2 separate regions of the Homo sapiens genome follow, and region 1 is linked to region 2. Evidence: chromatin contacts called from ENCODE POLR2A ChIA-PET data. All regions are on one chromosome and are shown on one strand. Each heading gives the region's core, a stretch centred on a gene start or an enhancer-like site at or near the end of the contact. The rest is flanking DNA. Distances are from core to core; before and after follow the strand shown. Region 1 overlaps PRPH2 (peripherin 2). Region 2 holds the start of TRERF1 (transcriptional regulating factor 1).

What was found. ChIA-PET counts read pairs that join two places held with the same protein, here RNA polymerase II (POLR2A).
Region 1: POLR2A ChIA-PET joins it to region 2 with 11 read pairs in WTC11. The contact joins the enhancer-like site here to the promoter of TRERF1 in region 2. POLR2A ChIA-PET finds 5 or more read pairs at or near these places in 4 of 52 experiments (A673, HEK293, WTC11 and 1 more).

What each region holds. Positions count from the first base shown.
Region 1 is chr6:42,699,729-42,706,547 of GRCh38, reverse strand. PRPH2 (peripherin 2) reads left to right here. Exons shown (of 3, transcript NM_000322.5): 2 at 1,937-2,183. Among named protein-coding and RNA genes, the nearest start is that of PRPH2, 19 kb to the left of the region's middle. RefSeq lists a silencer at 3,090-3,290. Within about 2 kb of position 1,992, at least 4 of the 41 ENCODE cell types and tissues checked have a DNase peak (open chromatin) inside an H3K27ac peak, as active enhancers do.
Region 2 is chr6:42,449,710-42,457,245 of GRCh38, reverse strand. TRERF1 (transcriptional regulating factor 1) reads left to right here and starts at 5,320. Exons shown (of 18, transcript NM_001395490.1): 1 at 5,320-5,572; 2 at 5,985-6,069. It overlaps LOC124900214 (arf-GAP with GTPase, ANK repeat and PH domain-containing protein 2-like), which reads right to left and starts at 4,886. Exons shown (of 4, transcript XM_047419627.1): 1 at 2,964-4,886; 2 at 2,331-2,466; 3 at 1,092-1,301; 4 at 62-510. The coding sequence starts at 4,425. The coding sequence ends at 3,328. It overlaps LOC107986596 (a long non-coding RNA gene), which reads right to left and starts at 4,886. Exons shown (of 5, transcript NR_171668.1): 1 at 4,621-4,886; 2 at 2,964-3,029; 3 at 2,331-2,466; 4 at 1,092-1,301; 5 at 62-510. RefSeq lists silencers at 3,866-4,305, 4,776-4,855.

The sequences.
Region 1 (6,819 bases), core at 743-3,242, 250 kb before region 2:
CTGCAACCTCTGCGTCTCGGGCTCAAGTGATTCTCGTGCCTCAGCCTCCCGAATAGCTGGGACTACAGGCATGCACCACAACGCCTGGCTAATTTTTTTGTATTTTTATTTTTATTTTTTTATTTTTTATTTTTATTTTTTTTGAGACAGAGTCTCACTGTGTCGCCCAGGCTGGAGTACAATGGCGTGATCTCGGCTCACTGCAAGCTCCGCCCCCTGGGTTCACGCCATTCTCCTGCCTCAGCCTCCCGAGTATCTGGGACTACAAGAGCCCGCCACAACGCCCAGCTAATTTTTTGTATATTTAGTAGAGACGGGGTTTCACCGTGTTAGCCAGGATGGTCTCGATCTCCTGACCTCGTGATCCACCCGCCTCAGCCTCCCAAAGTGCTGGGATTACAGGCTTGAGCCACCGTGCCCGGCCTGTATTTTTATTAATTGTAGAGATGAGGTTTCACCATGTTGCCCAGGCTGGTCTTGAACTCCTGACCTCAGGTCGTCTGCCCACCTGGGCCTCCCAAAGTGCTGAGATTACAGGTGTGAGCCACTGCACTTGGCCTACATGCAACTTTTTCTTTTTTTTTTTTTTGAGACGGGGTCTCACTGTATCGTACGGGCTGGAGTGCAGTGGTGTGATCTTGGCTCACTGCAACCTCTTCCTCCCGGGTTCAAGTGATTCTCGTGCCTCAGCCTCCCGAGTAGCTGGGACTACAGGCGCGTGCCACCACGCCCAGATAATTTTTGTATTTTTAGTAGAGACGGGGTTTCACCATATTGGCCAGGATGGTCTCGATCTCTTGACCTTGATGAAGATCTGCCCATCTTCGTCTCCCAAAGTGCTGGGATTACAGGCGTGAGCCACCGCGCCTGGCTGCAACTTTTTATTTAGATGACAAGCACCCAGTCAAGTGCACAAATATATATATATATATATATATATATATATATTTTTTTTTTTTTTTTTTTTTTTTTTAGAGAAAGTCTTGTTCTGTTGCCCAGGCTGAGAGCAGTGGTGTGATCATAGCTCACTGCTGCCTTGAACTCCTGGGCTCCCGCCTCGGCCTTACAAAGTGCTGGGATTACAGACATGAGCCACCATGCCCAGCCAAATGCACGGATCTTAAGTGTGCAGCTCAGGGAGTTTTGACCATAAAACACCTGGGTAATCACCCCCAGGCCAGGTAGAACATACCCAGCCTGCCTGAGGGGAAGGGGAGACTTTTCACTGTAAAGATCCCTTTTGAATTCTGAACCTGTGTGAATGTATGGTAAGCGCTAAACAAATACACACAAAAATATAGAAGTGCAGAAGATATGCTGGGAGCCCCGCCCATCAGCCTGGAGAACCTGCTTGCAGCTGTGTCCCTTAGGTGAGTCAGGAGCTCCCACCTGGCTGGGGGTGGAGTCCTCCGAGGGCAAGGACTGTGCCTGCCTCGGGTCTCCATCCCCTGCCTCTGCACAGGCCCTGGGACTGAGCAGGCCTTCTGGAAACACCTGGCTGGAAAGGGCCTTGGCCACCAGTGACCTGTAAGGGGGAGATGAGGTTGGTGAGGGAGCTGTGGGCATCACCAGTGGCAGCCAGATGCTTGTCCATCAACAGCTCCCATCCTGCTGCTCCTCCTACCCACCTATGCACCAGGCATGGCCCCAAGAAAGCGCCTGGCAGCACAGAGTGGTTGGGTGAATTTCTATACTCCCTATTGACTTGGGTCTTGGATTACCGTCTACCTCAAGGTCGAGGAAGGCAGGGGCATTTATTCATTTTTTTGTCTTCAGCGCCTAGAACAGTGACTGGCACGTAGCGGGCGCACAGCAAATATATACCAAGTGTGCGAGTGAATGACTATTCTAGGTTTCCAGAGGCAGGGGTTGGGAGGAAGTGGCCCCTGTTGAGAAGCCCGGGAAGCCCATCTCCAGCTGTCTGTTTCCCTTTAAGTCGAATCAAGAGCAACGTGGATGGGCGGTACCTGGTGGACGGCGTCCCTTTCAGCTGCTGCAATCCTAGCTCGCCACGGCCCTGCATCCAGTATCAGATCACCAACAACTCAGCACACTACAGTTACGACCACCAGACGGAGGAGCTCAACCTGTGGGTGCGTGGCTGCAGGGCTGCCCTGCTGAGCTACTACAGCAGCCTCATGAACTCCATGGGTGTCGTCACGCTCCTCATTTGGCTCTTCGAGGTAGGCCCTGGGCCAGCTGGGGGTAGAGGGTAAGGAGAGCCTCCGGTCCCATTTGGGTCTAATGGGGGCGGAGCCAGGCTTGGAGAGCATGCCTCCCTCTTTGGAAACAGCCTTCAGTGGAGCTGTGGGTCAGATCAGTCTGGGCTTGAACCCCACCCAGGGCCTCCACCTTTTGTATTTATTTATTTATTTATTTATTCATTTATTTCTTTTTTGGTTTCTTTCCCACCACTTAAATTTATTTTTTTTATTTTTTTTTTATTTTGAGGCTGAGTCTCTCTGTGTTGCCCAGGCTGGAGTGCAGTGGCATGATCTCAGCTCACTGCAACCTCCCTCTCCTGGGTTCAAGGGATCCTTCTGCCTCAGCCTCCCGATAGCTGGGACTACAGGCATGTGCCACCATGCCCGGCTAATTTTTTATATTTGTAGTAGAGACAGGTTTTCACTGCATTAGCCAGGATGGTCTCGATCTCCTGACCTCGTGATCTGCCTGCCTCGGCCTCCCGAAGTCTGGGTTTACAGGTGTGAGCACTGCACCCGACCGACAATTGTTTTTTTAATTGAGGTGAGATTTATAAAAGGTAAACAATTTGGTGTCATCTAGTTGATTTACAATGTTGTGCAAGCACCTCTACCTAGTTCCAAAAGACTTCCATCAGCCCCCAAGAAAATCTCACACCCATGAAGCAGTCACCACCTCCCAACCTGCCCTCCAGCCCCTGGCAACTGTTCTCTGGATTTATGTATTTTGGACATTTCATATAAATGGACCCATATTACGTTTGGCTTCTTTTAGTTAGCATGTTTTGGAGGTTCATCCTGTGTCCCCACTTTTTGGTACCGAGGTCTTAGTCATTTAACCTCTCTGTTATATGGGGTGACAGCACTTAGCTTTGGGGACTATTGGGAGGCAACATGAACAGCATGTGCAGGTGTTCAGGAAATGGGTACTGTTTGGATTTGTGCTTCTTGGGATGCTGGTCCTCATTTACCTGTTAGTCTAGTTATGTGTGGGTTCATCTTATCTGCAACGCTCAGTTTCTCTGTAGCTATAGGGCTTGCAATGTAAGCAAATCCTCGGTGAGTGTGCTGAATTCGCTCTTTGGTTAAAGAGATATTCATTTTTTATTTTTATTATTTTAAATTGTTTATTATTATTTTTTTTAGAGACAAGAAGAAAAATTCACCTGTCACCCAGGCTGGAGTGCAGGGGCATGATCGTAGCTCACTGCAGCCTTGAACTCCTGGGCTCAGGGCTCTTCCCACCTCAGCCTTCTGAGTAGCTAGGACTATAGGCACATGCAGAGTAGCTGAAAACAGGTGCCCTGAGTCATACTCCGTAGAGTCTTCTGTAGAAATGGGGTCTTGCTATGTTGCCCAGGCTGCTCTCTAACTCCTGGCTTCAAGCAATCCTCTTACCTTGGTCCCCCAAAGTGCTGGGATTACAGGTGTGTGCCACTGCATCTGGCCAAGAGATATTTCTTTCTTTTTTTTTGAGATGAAGTCTTGCTCTGTCACCCAGGCTGGAGTGCAATGGCACGATCTCAGCTCACTGCAAGCTCCACCTCCCAGGTTCAAGCAATTCTCCTGTCTCAGCCTCCCAAGTAGCTGTGATTACAGGCGTGCACCACCACGCCTAGCCAGTTTTTGTATTTTTAGTAGAGATGGGGTTTTACCATGTTGGCCAAGCTGGTCTTGAACTCCTGACCTCAAATAATCCACCAGCCTCGGCCTCGGCCTCCCAAAGTGCTGGGATTACAGGCGTGAGCCACCACACGTGGTCAGAGATATTTCTTAAACATGTACCCATATGCCAGGCACAGCTCAGGTGTTGAATGAGAGCCTGTTAGTAAATGAGGTGGCATGGTGACTCAGGGTAGCTGCTTTGAGCTACCTTGAGAGCAGAAAATCCAAACTTCAAAATCCCAATGTACAAAGCCAGGAAGATTTGGTGAGGAAGCTTTTTCCATTGAGGAGATTCCCAAAGATTCCTTTAAATGAGTCACTGTCCTAATGCTATCAGCCAGTGCATCCTGCCTGTGGCTGATAAACACCTCCTCTAACTCACCACATGAAACTAAAGGGTGACTGTATGTCCAGGAAGCCGCCTTTTTTTTTTTTTAAGACAGAGTTTCACTCTTGTTGCCCAGGCTGGAGTGCAGTGGCGCGATCTCAGCTCACGGCAACCTCAGACTCCTGGGTTCAAGTGATTCTTCTGCCTCAGCCCCTTCCAAATAGCTGGGATTACAGGCGCCCACCACCACGCCTGGCTGATTTTGTATTTTTAGTAGAGACGAGGTTTGACCATGTTGGCTGGGCTGGTCTTGAATTCCTGACCACAGGTGATCCCCCAACCTCGGCCTCCTAAAGTGCTGGGATTACAGGCGTGAGCCACTGCGCCCAGCCGAAGCCTTCTTTTAATGCTGAGGCAAACACAGCATATTCATGACTATTTATTGGTCGCTGACTCCTTGACACAGAGTCTTGGGTGGGTAGAATGAGGAGAGGAACATACTGCTGGAAATTTAGATGGCCACATTCCCTGAAAACACACAAAAAGAAGACTGAATATAAAAGAAGTCATAAAAGTTCACTAGCATTGAGCTCAGGAGTTCAAGACCAGCCTGGGCAACATAGTGAGCCCTCATCTCTACTAAAAAAAAAAAAAAAAAAAAAAAAAAATTGCTGGACGTGGTGGCGCATGCCTATAGTCTCAGCTACTCAGGTACTCGGATGGCCAAGATGGGAGGATCTCATGAGCCCCAGAGATGGAGGCATAAAAGAAGTCAGCGGAGCCAGGAGCGGTGGCTCACACCTGTAATCCTAGCAGGCATTAGCTAGGATTTGGGAGGCTAAGGCAGGAGGATCAATTGAGCCCAGGAGTTTAGACCAGCCCAGGCAACATAGCAAGATCTCATCTCTACAAAAAACACAAAAATGACGGCCAGGCGCGGTGGCTTATGCCTGTAATCTCAGCACTTTGGGAGGCCGAGGCGGGGGATCACCTGAGGTTGGGAGTTTGCAACCAGCCTGACCAACATGGAGAAACCCTGTCTCTACCTAAAAATACAAGATTAGCCGGGCCTAATGGTGCATGCCTGTAATCCCAGCTACTTGGGGGCTGAGGCAGGAGAATTGCTTGAACCTGGGAGGTGGAGGTTGTGGTGAGCCGAGATCACGCCATTGCACTCCAGCTTGAGCAACAAAAACAAAAACATAAAAATTAGCTTTGTGTGGTGGTGCACACATGTAGTCCTGGATCCTCCTGGCTCAGGCAGGAGGATCACCTGAGCCCTGGAGGTCAAGGCTGCTGTAAGCCATGATCTCAACACTGCACTCTAACAGAGCCAGACTCTATCTCCAAAAAAAAAAAAAAAGAAAGAAAAGTCAGTGGGAAAATGAATGGGGTTCCATTGGCAGCCTCTTAGTGGCCCCACCTTTACAGGAATCTAGTGGACTGCATTAGACAAGAATCAGCTTATTGGGAAGAGGGCATTCAAATGCCCCTTTTACTTGGGGCCTTTAATGGACAGAGGTCTGATGGGCCAAGGGTGGCTGAGCATAATGTTAGGAGTCTGATCTTGGCTGTGCCTGCCTAGGCTTCACAATCCAGTCAGGAGATGATGTCTAATTTATGAGCCAAAGGGAGGATCACTACCAAGTGCAAAACTCACAGTGCAGAGAGCCTCCTTCAGGAAAGCAGGAGGGGATCAGAGTGGACGCGTTCACATCAAGAGGACTTCATGGAGGAGGTGACTTTTTCTGCTGTAAAAATATTTATTCAACTTCCAGTTGACAATAGCAGTAACATAAATCTAAAACTCTATCAGTTATTATTATCTACTGCCATAATTATAAAATGTCCCAGAGCATTCATTCAAAAGAGATTTACTGAGGCCCTCCCCCTACCTGGTACTGTTCTAGGTGCTGGGATTCTGAGTGAGCCAGATGAGTCAGGGCCATCCCTGCCCTCAGGGAGCAGCTTCATCCTCTTGTAGAGTTTGCTATGCCATACAAAGAAGTGGAGGAGAGCAAGCCGGGAATTTGTACAGAAACAAGTGGCTAACGGAATATACGGAATATATTATAGAAAAATGAAAACAGGGTGTGGTGGCTCACGCCTGTAATCCCAGCACTTTGGGAGGCTGAGGCGGGCAGATCACCTGAGGTCAGGAGTTTGAGACCAGCCTGGCCAACATGGCGAAACCTTGTCTCTACAAAAAATATAAAAATTAGCCAGGCGTGGTGCCAAGTTTTTGACGCCTGTAATCCCAGCTACTCGGGAGGCTGAGGTAGGAGACTTGCTTGAACCCGGGAGGCGGAGATTGCAGTGAGCCAAGATCGTGCCACTGCACTCCAGCCTGGGTGACAGAGCGAGACTCCATCTCAAAAAAAAAAAAAAGTGAAAACAATAAGCTAATTATCAGCTACAGCTGACTCTTCTGCTCTTCTGTTGGTCCTTACTGTGCACTAGGTACAGTGGTGGTGTTTGCTGGAGTGCAGTGGTGGAGTCATGGCTCACTGCAGCCTCCATCTCTGGGGCTCATGAGATCCTCCCATCTTGGCTACCCAAGTACCCGGGTAGCTGGGACTACAGGCACGCGCCACCACACCCGGCAATTATTTTTATTTTTAT
Region 2 (7,536 bases), core at 4,071-6,570:
ATCATATCTGAAAAAGTGATTAATTTCTTAATATCAGATAGTCTACATTTTGTCTCAAAAATGTCTTTTAAAAAAATCTTATTTATTCAAATCAAATCCTCACAAGATCTAAATATTGTATTTAGTTGTTACTAACATTTTAGAATGTTATTTATTTTAGAAGTCATTTATTTACATGCATTTAACCTTTATATTAAACCAACGCAGAAGGTATGGTCCCAGCTCAGAGAGGTTAAGAAACCTTACCAAGGTCTCATTGCTGGCAGGCACCGGACACATAATTTGAATTAAATCTTCTTAACTCCAAAGCCTCCATGCCACTCCTTCTGATGCAGGCTAACAGAATTTTTCCTGTGTTGCAGAGAGGCAAAAGGGCCACTATTTAAGAGAGAGGGTCCGGGTGTGGTGGCTCATGCATGTAATCCCAGCACTTTTTGAGGCCGAGGCAGGCAAATCGCTTGAGTCCAGGAGTTCGAAACCAGTCTGGGCAAGAATGGTGGAACCTCATCTCTACAAAAAAATACAAAAATTAGCTGGGGGTAGTGGCGTACACCTGTAGTCCCAGCTACTGGGGATGCTGAGGTGGGAGGATCACTTGCGCCTGGGAGGTTGAGGCCACAGTGAGCTGACAGCTAACCCTGATTGCCTCCATAGACTGTGCCACTGCATGCCATCTGGGCTGACAAGAGTGAGACCCTGTTTAAAAAAAAAAAAAAAAAGGAAAGAAAAAGTAAAAAGAGATAGGGTTTGGATTCAGGTTGGCCTGGATGCAAATTGGTGCAAATTACATAATCTCTCTGAACTTTCATTTCTGTCTGCATCTGTAAATAAGGATAATGATGAAGATTTGGGGCAGATTAAATAAGAATATGCATGCCTAGTATTTAGCACAGTGCGTGGCACACGGAAAGCCCTCGATAAATGTTAGCAATTAATGTAGAAGAGGAAAAAGAACCACAAAGTATTTAAACATTTGCATTTGTTAGTAGCTCGAGGAAATGGTGGCTCATCATTGTTAATAGAGCCTGCTTAGGATTGAGGCTGAAGGGGGGAAGGGTGGGAGTGGGGATAGGATAGGGGAGTGGCTCTACCTGGATTGGAGAAAGGAGTTCTGGACATAAAGATTTAAATTGGTGTCCGAGGAGTTCTCACAAGGCCTCAGCTGGAAAACAGTTAAATGCATCTTCTGACCACTAACCCAGGTTGCCTCCAGAGAAGGAAAACCAAGTGGGTGGCAGACAGGGTGGGAGGGAGACTTCTTGCTGTTTATTTGAATTTGGAACCATGTGAATGCATTCAACCTATTCCAAAAGAATAAATTACATTAAAAAATGGTCTTTTGCTATGGGGATAAGTGCTGAGAATGGTAAGACTAGGATCTAATGATAATAATAATAATAATTCCATTATACTTTGTGCAGCCCTAGGAGGGCTTCAGTCATGCAGGACAGGTTTTGAACTAAGATTGGGACTTTTTCAGCCTGACTCTGATTTCAAAGATCCAAGCTAATATTTTAATTTCAGTCACCCTCCTTCTGACCCTGATTGTAGAAAGATTCCAGACCCAGCGCTCATGGACTTGGTTTATTCAACCTGTGGATTGCCTTCAAGAGTATGCATTGTTGGGAGTCAAGTCTATTGGTAAAATCAGGGATGCATTGTCTGTGCATCTGCCGGTGTTTCCCAGTCCTTTTGGTGCTCTCTTTCTCTCTCTCTCTCTCCCTCTCTCTATATATATAATTTTATTTTTTGAGACAGAGTCTTGCGCTGTCACCCAGGCTGGAGTGCAGTGGGGCAATCTGCTCACTGCAGCCTCAACCCCGTGGGCTCAAGCCATCCTCCTGCCTTAGCCTCCTCAGTAGCTGGGACTACAGGCATGCACCACTATGCCTGGCTAATTTTTTATTTTTTAATAATAAACGTGGAGAGGGTCTCTCTACATTGTCCAGGCTGGTCTCAAACTCCTCAGCTCAAGCGATCCGCCTACCTCATCCGCCCAAAGCGCTGGGATGACAGGTGTGAGCCACCCCGCCTGGCCCCATAGATATTTTTCTGATGCTTCAATCAGCTAAGACTCTGAGGATCTGATTTTCTAGAGTCCTTTGGAAGGTGGGGGGGGGGCGGGGCGGGGGAGGATACACAACCCTATTCACAAATATTAGTAACTTGCTTTAAACTCTAAGGCCTTACATAAAATAACTCATTTAAACCTCACAATAACACTATGATATGAATACTATCATTCCCATTTTACAGGCAAAGAAACTGAACCAAGCGGTTAAGTAATTTGCCTAAGGTCAGAGCCTGCAGAGCTAACCATCTGGCATTACCATCACTCTGTTGGCAATGAACAGAGCGGGCCAAGCGTGTAGGGTGTAGGGGGTCCTTTGAAGATGACAAAAGCGTCCTTGGCTGTGTAGCCGCAAATCCCAAATCCTTCCTTCTCTGCAGCTTCTGGTTTAGGAGCTGGAAAGACAGGCTGTGAATTTCCACATTGACCTGGGGCAATTAACTTAACTCTCCGAATAGGTTCCTTATCTGCCCCGGGGAGGAGTTTTAGATTAAGAGGGTGTGTGTGTGTGCTGGGAGGGAGGTGGAGGGGCTGAGTTTTCTGGGTGGTGCGGTTTTCCCAAGTCCCGTTTTGAGGTTTTGTCCTAGCCAGCTCCCGCTCAGGTCCCTGGGCGGTGACGGTGGTCAAGCTTAGCTTGGCTGTTCCTCCTCCGCTTGGAAAAAGGCCGCCACTGGGGCCAACTCCGGCCACAGCGCTGCTGCCAGGAGACCTAGGGTAGGTCTTTTCCCCTGAGGTAGAGACCTGGGTGTACCCTCAGGAAGGCATCTTGAAGTTACTGACAGTTGAGTCAAATCTTGAAGGTCCAGCAGGAGTTAGTAAGAAGAGGTGGAAGGGGAAAGGTTAGGCGCCCCCTCCTCCACCCCTTGAACAAAGAAAGCTTGACGGGGCTTACAATATCCGAGGAAGAGCTGGGCGGGTAGAGAGGTCTGTAGAGGCGAAATCACAACTTGGCTTTATTCTAAGGGCAATGGAAGAGGGTTTTGAAGGCTTTAAAATAATGTCATTAGGAGTTTTAGTCGCTTGGGAGGAATGGGTCGGAGGGGGACAGGAAGCTATCGCAGAAAGCAGCCCACTTGGAAGATGACCGAGGACTGAGGAAAGAGGGCGGGGGACATCGAGCATCTGAAGCCTTTCCCAGTCGCCGCAACACTGTGCGCTGTCCCTCGGCTTTCTTTGCTTATGTGGAAGGGCTCCATAAAGGGCTGGGCACGCGCCAAACGCTCATTAAGCGAAATAGCCCGGGTCCCCTCCTCTTTTCAGGGACTCTGTGGTCCACGTGCCCCAGAATTGGTAGGGTAGGCGGGAGGACTTTCCACTGCTGAAGATGGAGAACCGTTACCCCTCAAAAAACACAAAAACCTCGGGTGCTTTTGGCAGCAGTCTCCTCCGCTCATGACCTCATGCTTTAAGCTCCCATATAGCCTCCCTCCGCCCAATCCACACCCAGCGCCCGGGTGGGGGTGGGGTGGGGGACACTGGCGAAGGTCTGGGTAGCGGGAGGTCATTCTTCTTGCGCGACATTTTGGGGGAAGGGGCGCAATGATTTCCCCCACGGAAAAAAATGGATGGTGTAACTTTCTGTCGTGCAAAAAATACTGTCTTGCCCTCGAGACAGATGCCTCGAACCCGGCTCGAGGTGGTCTGTTTAGCTGAACTACCTTTGGTTCACGTTTCCTCTGACCAGGAAAGAAGCTTGGAAATGCAGGGGTCTCAGGCCAGGTTCCCTGACACCTGGGCCGACCACTGCCACGCCTTCTCGGGACCTGGGGGCCGTCCTGCTGTTGCCCTCCGCCCCCGCCCGCGCCGCGGAGGTTTGAACCTTCGGCTCGCCTTTCAGCCCGCGCCCTGCCCCCTGCTCGCAGCTGCTCCCGGTTTGGGTGCAGCGGTTTCCCCCGCAGAGGAGGAGGAGGAGACAGCGCGAGGGAGCGACTCCGGGCTCGGGTTTCCGCACCAATGCCGAGCAGCCCCGGGCGGCCCCCGGTGGCCGTCCCTCCTCCCCGGCACCACGTTCCACAGTCATGGCGCGCGAGGAGGGGCGAGCGCGCGCGGCGGCTGCACCCGCGCCCCCTCTCCTCCCCTCCCCTCCGCCGCCCGGCCCCTCTCCTAGGCAACCCCCCTCCCCGGCCTGCTGCGCCTGCCGCGGCAAGGGAGACCCCTCCCCAGAGAGCTGCTCTTCCAGCGCGGTCTACTGCACCCCTTCCCCGCCCCCATCGGGGCGGAGGGATGGAGACGCGCGCTTCGCGAACCTCCAGCCCCTTCTCCGGAGCCCCAGCCCTCTCCCAGCCCCACCGAGGCCAGGGTGCGGTGGGGGTAGGCGCGGACCGTCTCCTCGCAGCCCGCCTCGACCTCGGCATCTTTGCAAACACTTAGAAAAATAAACAAACCCCCTCACAAACCCCAGTCGTTAGCTTGCAAAGCGTGTTACAATAACCGGGACGGCTACGCAGGAAGCAATCCTGCACTGGTCCGGGTTTAAGGCGGCAGCTTCCCGGCCACGCTGCCTTCTCCCCGGCCTCGATTTTCCGGCCATGCCGGAGGGTCCGCTGCACCTCAGGGCTGACAGGTCCCGCTCGCGCAGGGCCGCAACTGGGCCCGTGTCCCCCGTCCCATCCTCGTCCAGAGACTCGCCAGCCTACAAAAGGTGCAACCTCACGCACACGCAAAGCGCACAAATAAAGTCAGCAGCGCACCGCCGCGAAGGCTGCGAACAATGCGCCGGGCGGCCCGCGCCCGCCGTAGCGCTGCGCCCCGGGGGAAAGGGGACGCGGGCGGGGGCCGAGGCGGACGACCAGCCGGTCGCGGCGCTGGACACCTTACTTCCTGCTTCCCCGCCCGCGGCCAGACCCAGCTCTGCGGAGGGATATCTCCCCTCCTCGGTCCCTCTCCCTCCCTTCCCCCTCCCTTCCCCCGCCCTCCCCCTCTTTTTGCTCCTGCTCCCCCCCCCCACCCCGCCTTTCTCCTTTTGCAAGAAAATAATTTGACAGTCGATTTGCTGACAAGGGAGGAATTTGCATCCTGGATTTAAAAAAAAAAAAAAGGCCGAGAGGAGCTTGGGAACGGTTGCTAGGGGTGGGTAATGGGTGAAAAAAGGGGGGTACCGGGGAGCGGATAAGGAGGGTTAAGGGAGGGGGCGAGGATGGGGAGCAATGCAAAGGTAAGGCCAGGTTACCGCGGCTCGGCCCCGAGTGGGCTGCGACCGGGGGAGGGGCGAGAGATACATATGTATTTCTGTCTCCCCAGCACACCCCCTTCCCTCTAAGCGATGGCTGAGAGGCGGTGCATGCAGATGGGGAGTAAGTTTCCTGAAGGGGAGGGTGGATGCACGCGCGCAGCCCGGCGCTGCAAATTTCCACTGGGGAGGGAGAACGGCTGGATGCGGAGAGTTTGGAGTTGCTTGCGGCGGAGGGCAGGAAGGGGAGCAGGGCTGGGAAAGGGGGCTGGCGGGCGCTATATCTGGGAGTAAGTTTCCAGCATCAGGAGAGCCTGCACGCTTGCTCACTAGTAAGTTTCTGGCCGGGGAGGGCGCATGGGGAGGAGGAGAGGGAGGGGTGCATGTATATAGAAGGGGGGAGGGGGGAGCAGATTTCCTGCGGGGAGGCTGAATGCATATGGAGAGTAGATTTCCTGAAGGGAGGGTGGAGGCGTAGACGGACCGAGTAAGTTTCTTGCTGGGGTGGTGGAGGAGGTGGTGGGTTGGTGCTTTGGAAACCCAAAGCTTCCTACCCTGGGTGGGGGAGCACACTCTTGTCGGGGGGACGAGGGGCCAGGTTCCCTGCTGGGGAGAGGGGCTTGCATCTGGGGAGTATGTTTCCTGGCGGAGCGATATTTGTTTACAGGCTGAGGGCAGTACAGTAAGTGAGTAGCGCTGAGAGAAGGCGGCTGACATAAATTAATATTGAAATTACTCCATCAGCTCTGCTCGCCCCCCATCTCACCCCCCAAGCGGATACTGGTCTTCTCGTCGGATTGCCCATGCACTTGTTGCAGAAACAGCCAAGGTAGGCAAGAAGCTTATTAAGTTTCATTTTTAAAAAATTAGTTTGGGGATGCTCCTCGAGAAGACGGGGGTGGGGCGAAGTGGGGAGGGAAGAGTGGGGAGACAGAAGGAGAAGTCTCCCCCCCCTTTACTTTCACTATGCAAGCAGGCCTTCTCCCTTCTTCCCTTCTTCCCTCTCCGGGCTGCACAGCATCCCAGCAAAGGGGGAGGGATGAGGTGGGCGCTATAATTGGCAACCCTGGCTTAAAGGTAGTGATGGTGGGCTTGCATTTGAGGTTGTGATGTTATAAAGGCTTCATTCTCCAGCTAAGAAACCGCAGGACTCTGCCTTTTGGGGTTTTTGACATGATACATATGTGTATGTATACGCGCCTGCGGGCTCTGTGGGGGCTGGGTACTCCCCAGAAGTTAGTGTGGCCACCCAGATGGGAGAAATGTGTAAGGGGGTAAACCTGTTCCTTCACTCCCCAACTTCAGTTTGGGAGACTGGGAAGTTACTGCCGGTGGTCTTAAGAAACAGATATTAAAAACCAACCAAACCACTCCTTCACCAGCGGAGGCCGAGAGCACCTGGCAGGCAGCCTCTGGCCAGCACTGGACTGGAGCATGTGCGCCTGCCATCCTTAGGTTACAAGAAAACGCTTTCTGGTTCCTCCGTGTGTCTTCTACCGGCCTGTTAGAGCCAGCTTTGTGGAAACTCTTCCCCAGACTAGACGCAGCTTTGGCAAGTGCCAGTACTGAAGGGGATGGCTTCAATTCAGCATGGCCTGGGCTGTCTTGTGAGTGCGTGGAAGTCGTGCTTAGGAATGACCGCCCCTGTAGTGGCTAAAGAGTTCATTAAAAAATATCTCCTGAAAACCGGTCCAGGTGCACTTTTCAGCAGGTCATTGAGGAGAGTTTTAAGAAGGGGAGTTTTAAGTTGTCCCAGTTAGCACCCACCTTCTGCATCACTGACCCTTTTAAGAAAGGAGTTTGGCGATAGGAAGTGTGGTGTTGATGCTCACTGACTGGAGAGGATAACAGCAGGAGTCCTCAGTGCTTAACTAGTTAACCAGCAGCCTTTGCCTCTCCTTGCCTCTGTTTTCTTGGTCCTCAGCCTACTGGTTTCTGCAGAAGAGTTGTAGGTCTTAGCTGTCAGCTACCTTGATGATGCTGGGAGTTTTAACTTTGCTAGGATAATTTTAGCATCTCGGGTCCAACCCGGAGACGTTTAGTAGGGTTAGGGAGTAGCCACTAGGCAGTGGGGTTAACTGAGGTTGGTTAAGCTTTCTGCAATTCTGTAGACAGGCTCTGTTCTAGCAGGGTCGAGAAAAATGGGTTTTAAAAAACTCGCTACACATTGCTGATGGAGAGTGCTTTTTTTCTTTCCTAACTGTCGTCAGATTTCCAGATTGAGGGTTGATATTTGGCAGTTTGAGAGTTGAGTTAGTTGGGAATTAAATATTATTGCTGCTTATCAAATGTTCCT